Regions from separate parts of the Homo sapiens genome. Here region 1 is linked to region 2. A link is a loop called in an ENCODE intact Hi-C map of the cell type or tissue named here. Cell type or tissue: CD14-positive monocyte. All regions are shown on one strand. Each heading gives the region's core, and the rest is flanking DNA. Links, peaks and the distances in the headings are about the cores only.

Region 1 (2,922 bases), core at 216-2,715, 110 kb after region 2:
GGCACGATCTCGGCTCACTGCAACCTCTGCCTCCTGGGTTCAAGCAATTCTCCTGCTTCAGCCTCCCGAGTAGCTGGGATTACAAGGGCCCACCACCGCGTCCGGCTAATTTTTTGTATTTTTAGTAGAGACGGACTTTCACCATTTTGGCCAGGCTGGTCTCGAACTCCTGACTTCAAGTGATCTGCCCACCTCGGCCTCTCAAAGTGCTGAGATTACACACACGAGCCACCGTGCCCGGCCTCATTTATAAATTGGAAAATAAGCCTGGGCGCGGTGGCGCACGCCTGTAATCCCAGCACTTCAGGAGGCCAAGGCGGGCGGATCATGAGCTCAGGAGATAGAGACCATCCTGGCCAACATGGTGAAACCCCGTCTCTACTAAAAATAATTAAAAAAAAAAATTAGCTGGGCGTGGTGGCGGGCGCCTGTAGTCCCAGCTACTCCGGAGGCTGAGGTAGGAGAATGGCGTGAACCCGGGAGGCGGAGCTTGCAGTGAGCCGAGATCGCGCCATTGCACTCCAGCCTGGACGACAGAGCGAGACTCCGTCTCAAAAAAAAAAAAAAAAAAAAAAAAAAGGAAAATAAATGAAGAAAATCTTAGGCCAAGCATAGTGGCTCACGCCTGCAATCCCAGCACTTTGGGAGGCCGAGGCAGGCGGATCACCTGTGGTTGGGAGTTCAAGACCATCCTGACCAACATGGAGAAACCCTGTCTCTACTAAAAATACAAAAAAAAAAAAAAAAAAAAAAAATTAGCCGGGCGTGGTGGCACATGCCTGTAATCCCAGCTACTCAGGAGGCTGAGGCAGGAGAATCGCTTGAACCCGGGAGGCAGACGTTGCGGTGAGCTGAGATCACGCCATTGCACTCCAGCCTGGGTAACAAGAGCAAAACTCCGTCTCAAAAAAAAAAAAAAAAGAAGAAAGAAAAGAAAATATTTAAAACAGAAAATAATGTATGGCAAGATTCACACTTGACCCTCCAAACAGAGTTTGACGGCCTGGTAAACAGCAGGTTATAGGCCAGACTTTCCCATCGACCTAACAGTTTTTCTGCAAATATGCATGACTTAGACTGCTGACTTCCACAGCACATATAGTAAAAAAAACTCCAATTTTACTATACGTGCTGTGGAAGTCAGCACCAGAACTAATTTCTTTTTAGGGAACTAAACATATTATGCAATGTGATTTATGGCAAGTAATGCAGAATCGTCACATTACACAAGAAAGATATGGCTTTTTTTTCTTTTCTTTTCTTTTCTTTTTTTTTTTGAGCAGAATCTCACTTTGTCGCCCAGGCTGGAGTGCAGTGGCACGATCCCAGCTCACTGCAACCTCTGCCTCCCAGGTTCAAGCAATTCTAGTGCCTCAGCCTCCTGAGTAGCTGGGATTACAGGCCTGCGCCACCACACCTGGCTAATTTTTGTATTTTTAGTAGAGACAGAGTTTCACCATGTTGCCCAGGCTGGTCTCGAACTCCTGACCTCAAGTGATCAGCCTGCCTCTGCTTCCCAAAGCGCAAGGATTACAGGCATGAGCCACTGTGTCCACCCAAGAAAGATATGTTTTTGAAGACCTTGTGTAATCCAATACTTTTTTTTTTTTTTGAGACAGTCTCAAACTGTCGCCCAGCCTGGAGTGCACTGGCGCGATCTTGGCTCACTGCCACCTCCACCTTCCGGGTTCAAGTGATTCTCCTGTCTCAGCCTCCCGAGTAGCTGGGACTACAGGCACATGCCACAACACCTGGCTAATTTTTTGTATTTTTTTTTTTTTAGTAGAGACGGGGTTTCACTGTGTTAGCCATGACAGTCTCGAACTCCTGACCTTGTGATCCACCCGCCTCAGCCTCCCAAAGTGTTGGGATTACAGGCGTGAGCCGCTGCACCTGGCCCCAATACTCTTTTTGATAAAGGAAGACAAATATTTCTTCCTGACCAGCTGAAGTGTGTAGCTATAGCTTAAATATGGGTTACAACTCACTTTGCCTAACACCTTGACATTACATCATTCGTGATGATTTAAATTTTTTTCATTCCTTTAGATAGATTTCTTACATAAAGTTATTATCTATAGTATTAATATTTTTAATTTGCATAAAATGCTGCAATCACATGGTGTATATTATGTGTAAATTAACCTGTAAGACACACATTCTTGGCTTACAGGTTAAGATACTATTTCTTGGATATAAATATTTGATAAATTATAATCATTTAAGGCATAGAATGAATTCAGTTTCAGTTGTGATTGCTAAATATTTTCAAGAGTCCACTTGTTATTCAACATTTACCATTGATTTTACTTTACATAGGTAGATCATGTTGTAAATGGCAAGTTTAGGAAGCTGTTACTAAGATATAAAATTGGATACATCTTCAGGAAGTTTCTTTTTTTTTCCCAAGTAGAAAACTACTTGATAGAAGGGAAGTGCTAAATACCAAACAACTCTATATATTTCAATATTATATCCAAGGCTATATACCTTGGGCATTCCTTTCATATTATAATACCTATTATCTATAAACAATTTTGATAATTTAGCTCTACAATGGAATTAGCCTGTAAAAAGTATACATGGAAAAGTTCTACTTTTTTTCTGTTTTTGGAGACAGGGTCCTCTTCTGCCACCCAGGCCGGAGCGCAGTGGCACAATCTCGGCTCACTGCTGCCTTGAACTCCTAGGCTGAAACGATCCTCCCACCGCAGCCTCCTGAGTAGCTGGGACTACAGATGCAGGCCACCATGCCTAATTCTTGTATTTTGTTTTAAAGGACAGGGTTTCACCAAGTTGCCTAGGCTGATCTAGAAATCCTGGGCTCAAGCAATCTTCCCACCTCAGCCTTCCAAAGTGCTGGGACTACAGAGGTGAGTCACCATGTCCGGCTGAAAAGTTCTACATTGTTAAAGGTGAGAA
Region 2 (2,922 bases), core at 126-2,625:
AGAGCAACTGAAATGGATATTTCCTGAGAATTTTTAGTAGCCTGAAATAATTTAATGATACATGGTGGGGGTCAGAGGGAGAAGTATAATTCAAAATCCATAAACAGTATAGCCTCAGTTTCACAAAACAATAGCTACAAAGAGGAAAAACACCTCAAAATGTTACAGTAGCTTATACTTGGATGTTTATTTTTTTCTCCTTCCTACTGAACAAAAATATTGGTTTAAAATTTAAAATGTTTCTCTGAACAAAAACATCAACCTAAAATGATTTTTCAGTTAAATATAAAAGACTACAAGATCACTTAAGCCACAATGATAGAAGTACCTAGTCAAGTCAACTATACTTCAGATCCCAATAAATCAGATAATGTTATTTCAAGAAATCCTTAAACCTGAGAATTACCAATGTACCTTGCTCATGTTTTAGAAGTAGGGGGAATTTTTATCCCCAAATAATTGATGACCAAGAAAATATTAGGTGCACAAATAAGTTTTAAGAAACTGGCTAAAGTGTAAATCTTAAATATTAGAAATAGAAAGAAGACAAGTGAAAAAAGTAGAAGGAAAGAGGTTATAATAAAAAAGACTGAGATGACAAGGGTCAACAGTGGTTGCACTTACTCACTTCCACTACTCTCAGGAAACACTCTGTGCTATGAACTCACAGGGAGAAATGCCATTCCCTCAAGTAATTGTTCCTGGATCATGAAGATAAGAAAAAGCACACCTTTGTGCTAAAACCACAGCACTGAACTACTCTAAAGAAAATCCACGATAATTTTTCCATCGTGGTACAAATTATTATCACTTAACAGTAAACAAAGAGAAATACCAGTGACCTCATCTATTGTATACTTTGCATAGTGAAAAAATCCAAATGTTTTAACCTGAGATATTTCAGAAATGGCAATTGCAAAACAATACTCACAGCCCCCCATAAAAGATTCTTTTCATAACATCCAGCAATCTTCTGATTAACCTATTTCCTGCTTCTGGAGCAAGGATTTGGATCCATAATTTGTTGGTAGAAACTATAGGCATTCTGTATTTAGACACTAGACACATACACATCTAGTGTTCAACATGATAAAGAACTAACTAATGGGAAGTACAGAGTTCTGTTTCATAAGTCTTCTTCTGGCAGTGATGCAGGCTCAAGGAACTACGCAAGCAACGCATTTCAAAATTCCACGAAGGTGTTTCAAAATGTACTGAGAGAGCTCTAGAATACCGGGGGTGGACTAGGAAGTATGATGCCAAATACATGTAACTTTATTACATTTATGGCATTTAGGCTTATAACAAACTTCCCTTTAAAAATAGGTCTTGGTCAGGCGCAGTGGCTCACACTTGTAATCCCAGCACTCTGGGAGGCCTAGGCGGGTGGGTCACGAGGTCAAGAAATCGAGACCATCCTGGCTAACATGGTGAAACCTCGTCTCTACTGAAAATACAAAAAAAAAATTAGCCAGGCGTGGTGGCAGGCGCCTGTAGTCCCAGCTGCTCGGGAGGCTGAGGCAAGAGAATAGCGTGAACCTGGGAGGCGGAGCTTGCAGTGAGCCCAGATCCCGCCACTGCACTCCAGCCTGGGCAACAGGGCGAGTCTCTGTCTCAAAAAAAAAAAAAAAAAAAAAATTGGTCTTAAAAGATCTGAGGATTCTTTTTGACAGACATCAGAAAATTGTAAGAAATACTGCAAGCAATGCTGAATAGTGAAACTGTGTATAAGCTCTCCATATTCCCAAAAGCAAAAAAGGGCCTTCCATTTTTTTCCAGGAATGGTTATGCGGGTTACCTAGCAATCCCAAGTAATTTCTATATAAAAACAAGTCAGGTTTTTAAAAGAGGAAGGCACTGATTGATAGGCAAATTTCTCATCCTTGTTATGCCTATAAAGTAAAATTATGGATTAAAATGAATGTTTTATGTTTGAGGCCAGAAATTAGAGACCAACCTAGGCAACATGGTGAGACCCCATCTCTACAAAAATAAATTTTAAAAAATTAGCTGGGTGTTATGGCATGTGCCTGTCATCCCAGCTACTCAACAGGCTGAGGCAGGAGGATCACTTGAGCATAGAAGGTTGACGTTACATAGTGAGCTACTATCATACCACCATACCTCAGTCTGGGCGACAGAGTGAGGCGCCATTTCTTAAAAAATAAGATGGGATTTTTTATTTTTATTTTGTTTTTTTTCTGAGACAGAGTATCCCTCTGTCACCCTGGCTGGAGTGTAGTGGTGTGATCTTGGCTCACTGCAACCTCTGCCTCCCAGGTTCAAGCTATTCTCCTGCCTCAGCCTCCCAAGTAGCTTGGATTACAGGTGCCCACCAGCACGTCTGGCTAATTTTTGTATTTTTAGTAGAGGTGGGGTTTCACCATGTTGGCCAGGCTGGTCTTGAACTCCTGACCTCAGGTAATCCACCCACCTCGGCCTCCGAAAATGCTGGGATTACAGGCATGAGTGACTGCACCCAGCCTAAAAAGGGGTATTTTAGTTAATTTATCACATAACAGATGTTTTAAAACACCTAAACATTAATCATGATGTAAATTCAACATTTACATAACACAAATGTCCCTTTTCATGTGATAGTCAGATGTTGTAGTCAGAATCAAACCATAATACCTAGACTCAGCTCAACTTTGTAACATCACTTCTTAAAATTATTATGTTTCTATGTTATATGGAATAGCAAACTAAAAATTGTATGTTACCTTAAAGCACTTTGAGAGTAGGTGAGGACATTTTGATGGGTATAGTAAAACACACACCTGATGCAGCTTATGAACCAACAAGTGGAAGCATGAAGAAAACTACTTGGAGAAATACACACTAACATCATAAAGTCTTAAGACATTTAGAAATCCTCCCATTGCATGGATAAGAAAATTGAGGCCAAGACTGACAAGGCAG

What was found. A loop is a pair of places that touch in the nucleus more often than their neighbours do. Peaks named below come from ENCODE experiments on the same cell type or tissue, not always from the same donor. Only the 100,000 strongest peaks of a DNase experiment are listed, where the experiment ranks them.
Region 1: it touches region 2 in a loop (3.0-fold over the local background); 1 of 110 quality-filtered maps calls a loop at or near these places.

Annotation. Positions count from the first base shown.
Region 1 is chr12:32,372,568-32,375,489 of GRCh38, reverse strand. All of the region lies in intron 9 of BICD1 (BICD cargo adaptor 1), which reads right to left. Among named protein-coding and RNA genes, the nearest start is that of FGD4, 26 kb to the left of the region's middle. In CD14-positive monocyte, for the core only: no CTCF peak of the experiment used is centred there; DNase peaks (open chromatin) are centred at 1,149 and 1,569; H3K4me3 peaks cover 885 bases; H3K27ac peaks cover 1,210 bases.
Region 2 is chr12:32,484,153-32,487,074 of GRCh38, reverse strand. All of the region lies in intron 1 of FGD4 (FYVE, RhoGEF and PH domain containing 4), which reads right to left. Among named protein-coding and RNA genes, the nearest start is that of FGD4, 86 kb to the right of the region's middle. In CD14-positive monocyte, for the core only: no CTCF peak of the experiment used is centred there; DNase peaks (open chromatin) are centred at 654 and 1,194; H3K4me3 peaks cover 2,457 bases; H3K27ac peaks cover 2,500 bases.